Linked DNA regions of Homo sapiens: all the other regions are linked to region 1. The links are chromatin contacts, found by Hi-C or POLR2A ChIA-PET in ENCODE. All regions are on one chromosome and are shown on one strand. The core of a region is the stretch at or near the end of the contact, and the rest is flanking DNA. Distances in the headings are between cores, read along the strand shown. Region 1 overlaps RNF4 (ring finger protein 4). Region 2 overlaps TNIP2 (TNFAIP3 interacting protein 2). Region 3 overlaps FAM193A (family with sequence similarity 193 member A).

Region 1 (3,105 bases), core at 204-2,703:
GGGAGCTGCTGTGTCTGCTCCATGAAGAAGGTCTGGAGGCGGCATCCACCCCCTGCACTCATATCTTTGGGTTCGTGTAGACAGTACTGCAGACCCTTTCTAGGGAGGAGAGGCCTGGGCTCAAGACATAGCAGCCTCTGCCAGAAGTGTTTCTTCAGGATGCAGCTGTGCCTGCCAGTGCCAACACCCTCAGCAGCTCAAATCGGCCTCCATCCCCTGCCCTGCCAGTAGCATGAGTGTGTCTGTTTGAGGGAACTCGGTTCACGTCTAGGATCCTGGCTGCACGGGAGTCAGAGTAGAGGATTAGAGCTTCTTGTCACTGTAGGGCAGGATGTCCTGCCCAGGGGACAGGCAGGGTGAGGTGAGCAGTAGGGCTTTGGTGGTGAGAACTTTCCTGAAACAGCCCCTCCTACGTGCTCAGCAAGAGGGAAAGGGCGTTCCACTGGCCCCCCTAGATGGGTAAGAGCACTTGGCCAGAAGGTGGGAGGAACCACGTTTGAAACTGTTGGAGCAGAAATTGTCTAGATGTAAGTTCTGAGCTGGCAGGTGAGAGGCTTGTCAGGTTCTTAGGCCCCCAGGACAGAGAATTGGATTGTGTTCAATCCTTGGTGTGTGTCACACGCATTGGTCATGCATAGCCTGCTTTTCTCTGTTAGTTACTTGTAACAACCTACTGAGCAATGCAAATCCTCCTCCACATGAAGGCTCCACCTTGGCAGTGGCCTACATTGGTCGCGTCAGCTTGAGAGAGCATCATGCCCCTAGTGCTGTCTAAATGTTCACTGCCTCACGTAACCCTCACAACAGCACAGTCAGATGTGGGCTCTGGTGACTCTGCTTCAGAAGAGAAAGCTGCAGCCCCCAGATAGTAAGTAAGGTCCCCAGGTCTTGCAGTCAGCACATGGTGTGGCTGTGGCAGCCCCCAGATAGTAAGGAAGGTCCCCAGGTCTTGCAGTCAGCACATGGTGTGGCTGTGGCAGCCCCCAGATAGTAAGGAAGGTCCCCAGGTCTTGCAGTCAGCACATGGTGTGGCTGTGGCAGCCCCCAGATAGTAAGGAAGGTCCCCAGGTCTTGCAGTCAGCACATGGTGTGGCTGTGGCAGCCCCCAGATAGTAAGGAAGGTCCCCAGGTCTTGCAGTCAGCACATGGTGTGGCTGTGGCAGCCCCCAGATAGTAAGGAAGGTCCCCAGGTCTTGCAGTCAGCACATGGTGTGGCTGTGGCAGCCCCCAGATAGTAAGGAAGGTCCCCAGGTCTTGCAGTCAGCACATGGTGTGGCTGTGGCAGCCCCCAGATAGTAAGGAAGGTCCCCAGGTCTTGCAGTCAGCACATGGTGTGGCTGTGGCTGTGTTCACGCTCCAGGAGACTCCACTAAACACCCAGCAGGGAGAGACACAGCACATCAGCTGGGAGGTGGAGTGACTTGGGAAGTGGGCTTGACTGACTGGGAGAGGTGCACAGATCCTCTGTGGGTGGGAGGAGGGTGGGGCCTCTGCTGCTCACCAGAGGGTTCCACAGAGGGTGTCACACGTCAGAAAAAAGAAATGGCTTCGTTTATCACTTATATCAAACTGATTGCTTCTTTCTCTTTTGTTTTTCTCCTTCTGTTTACAAGATTGTTGACGGTGAGTGGTTTCGTTTCCTTTTTCACTGGGTTTGGAGAGGAAACTGGCATAGGTGAGAGCCGCGGTGCTGCAGGTCTTGCCAGACCATCCCCAAGGGCTTGGAGCGCTCCAAGCAGGAAGATGCCTTCGCAGATGCTGTGGTCAGACCCACACAGCCAGTCCCCCTTGTGCCTGCTGAAGAAACTTCACCACTATCATTGAGCACTGAGCTATAGTCCTTTCTTGTGGCCTACCAGATTTTGGAGAAGGCTGGTAGCTCACAGCAGGGGTTGGGGGGTTTCTCCTGGGAAGATAAGATAGTGGCCTCCAGAGCTGGGCAGAACCTTCTGGGTTATAGCTGAGCATGGCAGCAGTTTGTCTCTGGGGGTCCCAGGCAGGGAAGGAAGAGGGTCTTAAGAGGCGTCAGGATGGGAGTGGTGAGGATGGTAAGAGTAGAGAGCCTCCAACCTGAAAATGTGACCTCTTACCTTAGAAAGAAGAAGACCAAGGAGGAATGCTAGGAGGCTGCCCCAGGACCATGCTGACAGCTGTGTGGTGAGCAGTGACGATGAGGAGTTGTCCAGGGACAGAGACGTATATGTGACTACCCATACTCCCAGAAACGCCAGGGATGAGGGCGCTACAGGCCTCAGGTACCAACGTGCCCCCAGCTCTGCTGCCGCCATGCTAGGATGTGGGGCCAGGGCATGGGAATACTTTTCAGCAAATCTGTGAGCCCTTGGCCCTGGAAGGGCTTGCCCAAGCCTCTACCCAGCATCTGGATACAGTTGGAACTGGGTCCAGAACTGAGTCCAGCTATTCCCACTGTAACCAGAGGATGCCAAGCGCTGACACAGTGTGTGCAGACAGTCCCAGTGGCCCCAGACAGGGATCCTGGGGCTGGTAGGGGCCTGGGGGAGGGCAGGGTGACTCAGGTTGTGTGCACCTTCTCATGTTCACCCTCCCACATGCCCTTGGGGCAGTTGGCTTTCCTGAAAGTCTCTCGGATGCCCGCGCTAAGGCAGAGTCAGGAGGCCAGGGACGGGACTCTTGTAGGGGATAGGGGCCACTCACGTGACAGGGTATAATAAAATGTTTGCGTTGACTGAGAAACTAACGTGAAGCACTGTGCTCTTAGGCCCTCAGGTACTGTCAGTTGTCCCATCTGCATGGACGGATACTCAGAGGTAAGTAAACCAAGCTGTATCTTCCAGGCTTCTGGTTTCTAAACTTCACTGAAAGAATTGGATGAGACAGGATCTTCCCCCTCGGTGGGATTGGACACCCCTACTCACAGTCATGCCTGGGCCGTCACTTATTGCAGATCTGCCTGTGAGGGGAGAATGTGCCAGTTTCTCCTTGGACCCTACAACTTTCACCTTCAGCCCCTATACTCCTGTATGCCCTGAGCTTCCGGGTGCAAATGCGTCCTCCTTTTTTGTGCCCCATCCTGGCTCTAACTGAAAGCTGCTAGTGTTTACTGGGGTCCCTCATAACCCTCTT
Region 2 (3,105 bases), core at 367-2,866, 230 kb after region 1:
CTGTTCCAGCATCTGCACCCGCTCCAACGCAGCATCCCGGGCCGTCCTGGAGGCCGCCAGCTCCTGCTTCACTTCGGCACAGTCATTTATTTTCTCTTCCAACTGTCTGTTGAGCCGGGAGATCTCCTTCCTCATCAGCTCGGGCTCGTGGGGGATCTGCAGCCCCCTGAGCTGCGCATGGAGCCCCCTCACGTATTCGTCCCTGCTGGCGTTGTAGCGCTGCCACTTGGCATTGAGGTCTTCAACCTGAAGAGGTGGAGCCGGAAAGCTCACGGTGAAGGCAGCTGACAAAGCTGCTCAAGCCAGCACCCAGTGTGAATTATGTATTAGCAGTGATTCGCTGAGTGAGAGTTTCCTCTTAAATGGAAGCTGCCCCTCCCTGTTCTGTAGAGAGCAGACACTAGGCCCGCTAGAGAATCCTGAGGCAGCACGATGACACCCGTACGCAAGCAGCATGAACGGAGGTGGACTCGGTGCAGCTTTGCTGTCTTAGAAAATGGACCTCCTGCTGCTAACTCTTGCATCTCCTTTACTGACTTGTGGATTAATTTTAGGGGGATGGAGATGGACAGGACATGTCCCGTACGTCGTTTTAAGCAAAAAAGTCCAGTCTCTAGGGACTGTGTGTATCAAGTCCTAGTGGCCAGAGGGCGGGGGGCGACTCTGGGCATCAGCCAAGGAAAGAACCCTCACTTACAGTTTGTAAGCCATGTGTTCTTCTCAAACGAAATGTGAAAGACACTCACGTGAGTCACCTTCTGTTTTAACAGTCGATTTTCTTCCTGCAACTTCTCAATAACACTCTGGACAGAGGTGTGCCCATCTGTGTGTTCCGACTGCATGAGGAAGGGACAGAGAGAAGACACTCTGTCACATACAGCAAGAGGGGAGAAAGCTAGACCCAGAGGCTGAGGCCACAGATTATCACTGCGTCCCCCAGTGCAGCGGGTAGTGATCATTCATTTGGTAGAGAAGCAAAGCAGGGACAAGGGACCACCTTCTCCCTGCCCAGGCCCACCCCACCTGGCCCAGGCCAGAGCCCGGATGGGAGGTCTTCAGGCCACACCACCTTTCACACTGTCCTTATCCCGTCCCACCTACCAGTTTGAGCTGTTTGTCTTTTAAATATTTGGAATGTAAATATTCTAAAGCCATAATGTCTGCAGGGATTGGCACACCAGACATGATAAAGTCTTCTCATTGCCAGAGATTTGCCATTATCACAGACAGCAGGGAAGGCAGGAAGCTGAATCCCATTGTAAACCAGAGGATCTCCAGTGAGGGGGCCCCCAGCTGCCCAGGGTGGGCCTGGCCATGCACCCTGCTTACCTCCTTTGGAGCCCATGACACTGTCCTGTCTGCAGACAATCGGGTTCAACCAGGTGATTCTGGACACAGGAATCTAACCTCTGCCCCACGCAGGGTCAGGAGTCACCGAAGCCACAACCCAAACCAACCCCCACTAACAACTACAGAGCTGAATGAAAAGTCTCCTGAAACTCGTGTGTACCCTACAATTCTGACTGTATCTCAGTGACATAATTTTTGAGAATTCCCCTCAAATGACAAAGGAAGTGCACGTCCTAACACAGCCTACACCGGGAAGCCCCGGGTGACTCAGCTGAGTTCAGGGCTGAGAAGTGACACTTATTTAGAGACTGTGATGAGGGCCTACCCTGCCACTGGCCCCACCCCCGCCTCAGGCTCAACACTGTGTGTGGCTCCTTTCAAATCCCCAGAGGGAAATGACACAGTGACTCAAAATCAGACCAGAACACCCTGCCTCCGCCCAGACGGCACTTTTCCTCTGGTTTCTGAATGCAGCTGTGTCCTCTCTGAGGTTCCCCGCCTGGAATCCACCCAGCTGAGGTGGGCAGTTCTCAGACCAACCTTCTCCCCAGTGGGCGCCTCGGTGAAGCTGCTGATGGGTGCGGGATGTACTGTCTGCCACAGAACATCCCAGCGCGTGTGTTTCTGCATGAACCTTGGTGCTGCCTCAGAGAACTGCCTAGAAAGGACCCGAGCGAGAGGCCCTGTGCCCGGCAGTGCGAGTGAGATGGGGTCTCAGCCTAGGTGAGATGTGCACGGAGTGCCTCCATTCCCCTGCCTGCCACACACAGACCACCACAAGCACCAGCAAGATGGAAGGTGCCTGGCACACAGATGCCTTGGGCCACTGCTCCCCTACTTTTCTGCCTAGGAGCCCCCTGGTTTCTCCTGATGCTGAAACTCCCACGGTCCTTCTCTCTCCCACTAGACCCCACAGAGAGCTACAGCCCAGATCCAGCCTATCCTGGAGGTCCAGCGAACCCTTCTTTGGCCCTCACTGTCACTTGGTGCCGCTGCCCCCGGCCCTTGCTTTGATGATGAGGAGGCTGTGGCCCTGAGCCAGGTCTCCAAGCTTGCGGGAGGCCGTGCTGCTGGCAAGGACATGCCTAAAGCCAGCTTTGGAGATGGCGGTTCCAGCTGTGCCTGCATGCACTCAGACACACTGAGCCTGAAGAAGGCGGGCACTCACGGTCCTTCCAGGAGTTTGGGGTGTGGAACTGGAGGCACTCCCCATCCCCAGCAGTACCACCTGGCTCTGCTTCAGTTTCCTCGGATGGAGGATGTGACTACACTTCCTCCAGGCAGCTCTGCCAGGCTCAGCTCCTCCTCCTCATCCTCAGCTGAGGCAGATGAAAGCCAAGTGCCATCTCCCACCTGGGAGCGGGGTCGGCCACAGGCCTGGTGCTGGGCAGTGAGGTGGCTGCCTGCTTTCCTATTACATTTTGCATGTTCCATCATTTTAAAAGAAACCCTTGGATGAGTGAGCTTTGCCCCGTCAGCTGACTCTCGTTACTGAGAACAGAAGTGGGTTCTGGGGCGCCCCCCCACCTCTGTGATCAGGGGCCTGTAGGCGATGCTCCCAGCACACAGAGGTCTTCCCCACACTCTGCTTACACTGTGGCCTACCTGGTCAGGACTTCTCTCCCCCACATTCCTTTGTGCATGCTGTCGTTCATCCAGACACTTGGCCAGATGCTGACACATGTGGGCGGTGGCGGTCAGCGTCCTCCGCAGCTGATGGGTCTCGTTGGCCAAGGAGCGGCACAGGACGTCACT
Region 3 (3,105 bases), core at 352-2,851, 200 kb after region 1:
GCTTTCTTTTTTTTTTTTTTTTTTGAGACAGAGTCTCGCTCTTTCGCCCAGGCTGGAGTGCAGTGGTGTGATCTTGGCTCACTGCAAACTCCGCCTCCCGGGTTCATGCCATTCTCCTGACTCAGCCTCCCAAGTAGCTGGGACTACAGGCGCCCACCACCTCGCCCGGCTAATTTTTTGTATTTTTTAGTAGAGACGGGGTTTCACCATGTTAGCCAGGATGGTCTCGATCTCCTGACCTTGTGATCCACCCACCTTGGCCTCCCAAAGTGCTGGGATTACAGGCGTGAGCCACCACGCCCGGCCACTGTGCTTTCTTTTGTTTTACTTTCTTGGGGTTTTTTCTAACTTTTTAATTTAGAAATTCAGTTCATTTTGTTTTTTCTTCCATTTTTATTGATAAAAGTGTTCAGCACGTGGAACTTTCCTCTGATCTTTTTCTTAACAATATCCCATGGAATCTGATAGATAATTTTTCCTTTTTTGTTTGTTTGTTTGTTTGTTTTGTTTTTGAGATGGAGTCTCTCTCTGTCGCCCAGATTGGAGTGCAGTGGCATGATCTCGGCTCACTGCCACCTCTGCCTCCTGGGTTCAAGCAATTCTCCTGTCTCAGCCTCCCGAGTAGCTGGGATTACAGGCATGCACCACCACGCCTGGCTAATTTTTGTATTTTTAGTAGCGACGGAGTTTCACCATCTTGGCCAGGCTGGTCTTGAACTCCTGACCTCAGGTGATCCACCCGCCTCTGCCTCCCAAAGTGCTGGGATTACTGGCGTGAGCCACCACGCCGAGCCTCCATTATTTTTTTTAAAGAAATTCTGGGCTGGGCGCTATGGCTCATGCCTGTAATCCCAGCACTTTGGGAGGCCGAGGCGGGCAGATCACTTGAGGTCAGGAGTTCGGAAACCCTGTATCTACTAAAAATACAAAAATTAGCTGGACGTGGTGGCACGTGCCTGTAGTCCCAGCTACTGTGGAGGCTGAGGCAGAAGAATCGCTTGAATTTGGGAGGCAAAGGTTGTGGTGAGCTGAGATGGTGCTGCTGCACTCCAGCCTGGGAGACAGAGCGAGACTCCATCTCCAAAAAAAAGAAATTATGTAATTTCCATGCGTCTTTTTTCTTTCACTCGATAGTGTAATAGGCAGCTTTTAAATTTCCAAGAGGAGAAACTTTGTTGTTGTTAATAATTTACAGGTTTTTTTCATTGTGATCAGAGAATATTGCTTTTGTTTTGCAAAACCTATTGATACTTTCTGAGGCCCAGTGTATGTCAGCTTTTGTAACTCCTCCATGTGTACTTGATAGAAGTGTATTTTCTTGGGTCTTGGTATAGAGTTCACTGTGTGTGTGTGTATATATATGTACGTATGTATTTACATATGGAGATACATATATGTATACACCTCCATGATACATTAATTCTGTTGTTTAGTCTTCTGTATATCCTTATTTTGTGTCCTCATGGCCTGTCTTCTGTGGCTTATTATTAATATGTTTCTGTGTTTTCTTGCATCTCCTGTTTCCGTGTTGTTTGGTGCACATTCCTGTTATATATTTTTAGTTACTTGTGGCTTTTTGTGTTGAGAAGCGGCCACCTTCTGGTCGTGCTTTGTGCCTGCGGCCTAAGTCCTGCTCTGTCTGCGTTGTGACTGCTGCCCCTGCTCTCCTTCGGCCCATTTGCCTGACGAGACAGCCTTGTCCTTGGCCCTTTGTTTCCAGCCTTTTTCTGAGTGCCTTGGTTTTAGGACGTTCTCTTGTGTGAAGCAAACCTGAGGCTTGCTTTGTGAGCCAAATTGAAAATCTTCTTTTCAGTCAGTTAAGCCCATTCACACTTAGTGATATAACTATGTGGTTGGTCTCAACCCTGTCATTATTTTATAATTTCTGTATTTTCTATTTACTGTTTTGTTTTTTGGGTTTTTTTAAAATGTGTTGTGGGGTTTTTTGCTTTTTTATTTAAAAAAAAAATTGTGGGGCTGGGCGTGGTGGCTCATGCCTGTAATCCCAGCACTTTGGGAGGCTGAGGCAGGCAGATCACCTGAGGTCAAGAGTTCAAGACCAGCCTGGCCAAGATGGTGAAACCCCATCTCTACTAAAAAATACAAAAATTAGCCCAGGTGTGGTGGTGCATACCTGTAGTCCTAGCTACTTGGGAGGCTGAGGCAGGAGAATTGCTTGAACCTGGGAGGTGGAGGTTGCAGCGAGCTGAGATTGTGCCACTGCACTCCAGCCTGGGCGACAGAGCTAGACTCTGCTTCAAAAAAAAAAAAAAAAAATTGTCCAGGTGCTGTGGCTCACGCCTGTAATCTCAGCACTTTGGGAGGCCGAGGGGGGCAGATCATGAGGTCAAGAGATCAAGACCATCCTGGCCAACATGGTGAAAACCCTGTCTCTACTAAAAATACAAAAGTTAGCCAGGCGTGGTGGCGCGCACCTGTAGTCCCAGCTACTCGGGAGGCTGAGGCAGGAGAATTGCTTGAACCCAGGAGGTGGAGGTTGCAGTGAGCTGAGATCGTGCCACTGCACTCCAGCCTGGCAATAGAGCGAGACTCCTTATCAGAAAACAAAAAAAAATTGGGGTATTAGGAAAATGGGTGCTTTTTTCCTAGTGCATTCCTATAGACTTGCATACCCCACTCATGCTCCTTGGGCCTGGGTTCCCTGTGTACCCCCTCGTGGCCTGCTGTGTTGGCATTAGGGGGTCCTCTGACACCCACTCATTGCCTCCACAGCAGGCAGTGAGTGAATTCCATTCTTTGTGTTTTCTCTTTCCTGTCTCCCTGTCTCTCCTCTTCCCATTTTTTGTTGGTGGTGTTTCTGCTCTGTCAGAACACACGGTATTCTTAGGTACACAATTTACTACAACAGGGCTCCCGCTTGCCTCTGCTGAGTGTTCCCAGGTGTCTTCAGGTTGGTGAAGCTCATCCTCAGGCAGTGGCCTTGAGTAGGGCCACAGAATTCTCTGAGTTCTGGAGAAGTAAACTTTGACCTGTTGTGTTGTCAATGAACAGATAGTTTGGTTGGATATAAAATCCTTGGATCAACTGATTTCTCCTGTTTAATATAGTGTGGTTGTTGTAAAAAAATTTTTTCCTGATACCAAA

What was found. Hi-C counts contacts between places; a loop is a spot of excess contacts on that map. ChIA-PET counts read pairs that join two places held with the same protein, here RNA polymerase II (POLR2A). Pooled maps may share reads with other maps.
Region 2: a pooled map shows a loop between it and region 1 (5-fold over the local background). The contact joins two enhancer-like sites. A Hi-C loop is called at or near these places in 2 of 50 pooled maps. POLR2A ChIA-PET finds 5 or more read pairs at or near these places in 3 of 52 experiments (A549, GM10248 and HepG2).
Region 3: a pooled map shows a loop between it and region 1 (4-fold over the local background). The contact joins two enhancer-like sites. A Hi-C loop is called at or near these places in 2 of 50 pooled maps. POLR2A ChIA-PET finds 5 or more read pairs at or near these places in 7 of 52 experiments (BJ, CD4-positive, alpha-beta T cell, HCT116 and 4 more).

The regions. Positions count from the first base shown.
Region 1 is chr4:2,510,343-2,513,447 of GRCh38, forward strand. RNF4 (ring finger protein 4) reads left to right here. Exons shown (of 8, transcript NM_002938.5): 5 at 1,614-1,623; 6 at 2,096-2,255; 7 at 2,741-2,789. Among named protein-coding and RNA genes, the nearest start is that of FAM193A, 25 kb to the right of the region's middle. Within about 2 kb of position 1,454, at least 2 of the 41 ENCODE cell types and tissues checked have a DNase peak (open chromatin) inside an H3K27ac peak, as active enhancers do.
Region 2 is chr4:2,744,700-2,747,804 of GRCh38, forward strand. It overlaps TNIP2 (TNFAIP3 interacting protein 2), which reads right to left. Exons shown (of 6, transcript NM_024309.4): 2 at 2,956-3,105; 3 at 747-836; 4 at 1-246. Among named protein-coding and RNA genes, the nearest start is that of TNIP2, 10 kb to the right of the region's middle. RefSeq lists enhancers at 143-643, 1,239-1,678, 3,089-3,105. Within about 2 kb of position 1,617, at least 21 of the 41 ENCODE cell types and tissues checked have a DNase peak (open chromatin) inside an H3K27ac peak, as active enhancers do.
Region 3 is chr4:2,710,846-2,713,950 of GRCh38, forward strand. The region is part of intron 19 of FAM193A (family with sequence similarity 193 member A); the gene reads left to right. Among named protein-coding and RNA genes, the nearest start is that of TNIP2, 44 kb to the right of the region's middle. RefSeq lists an enhancer at 1,467-1,686. Within about 2 kb of position 1,602, at least 2 of the 41 ENCODE cell types and tissues checked have a DNase peak (open chromatin) inside an H3K27ac peak, as active enhancers do.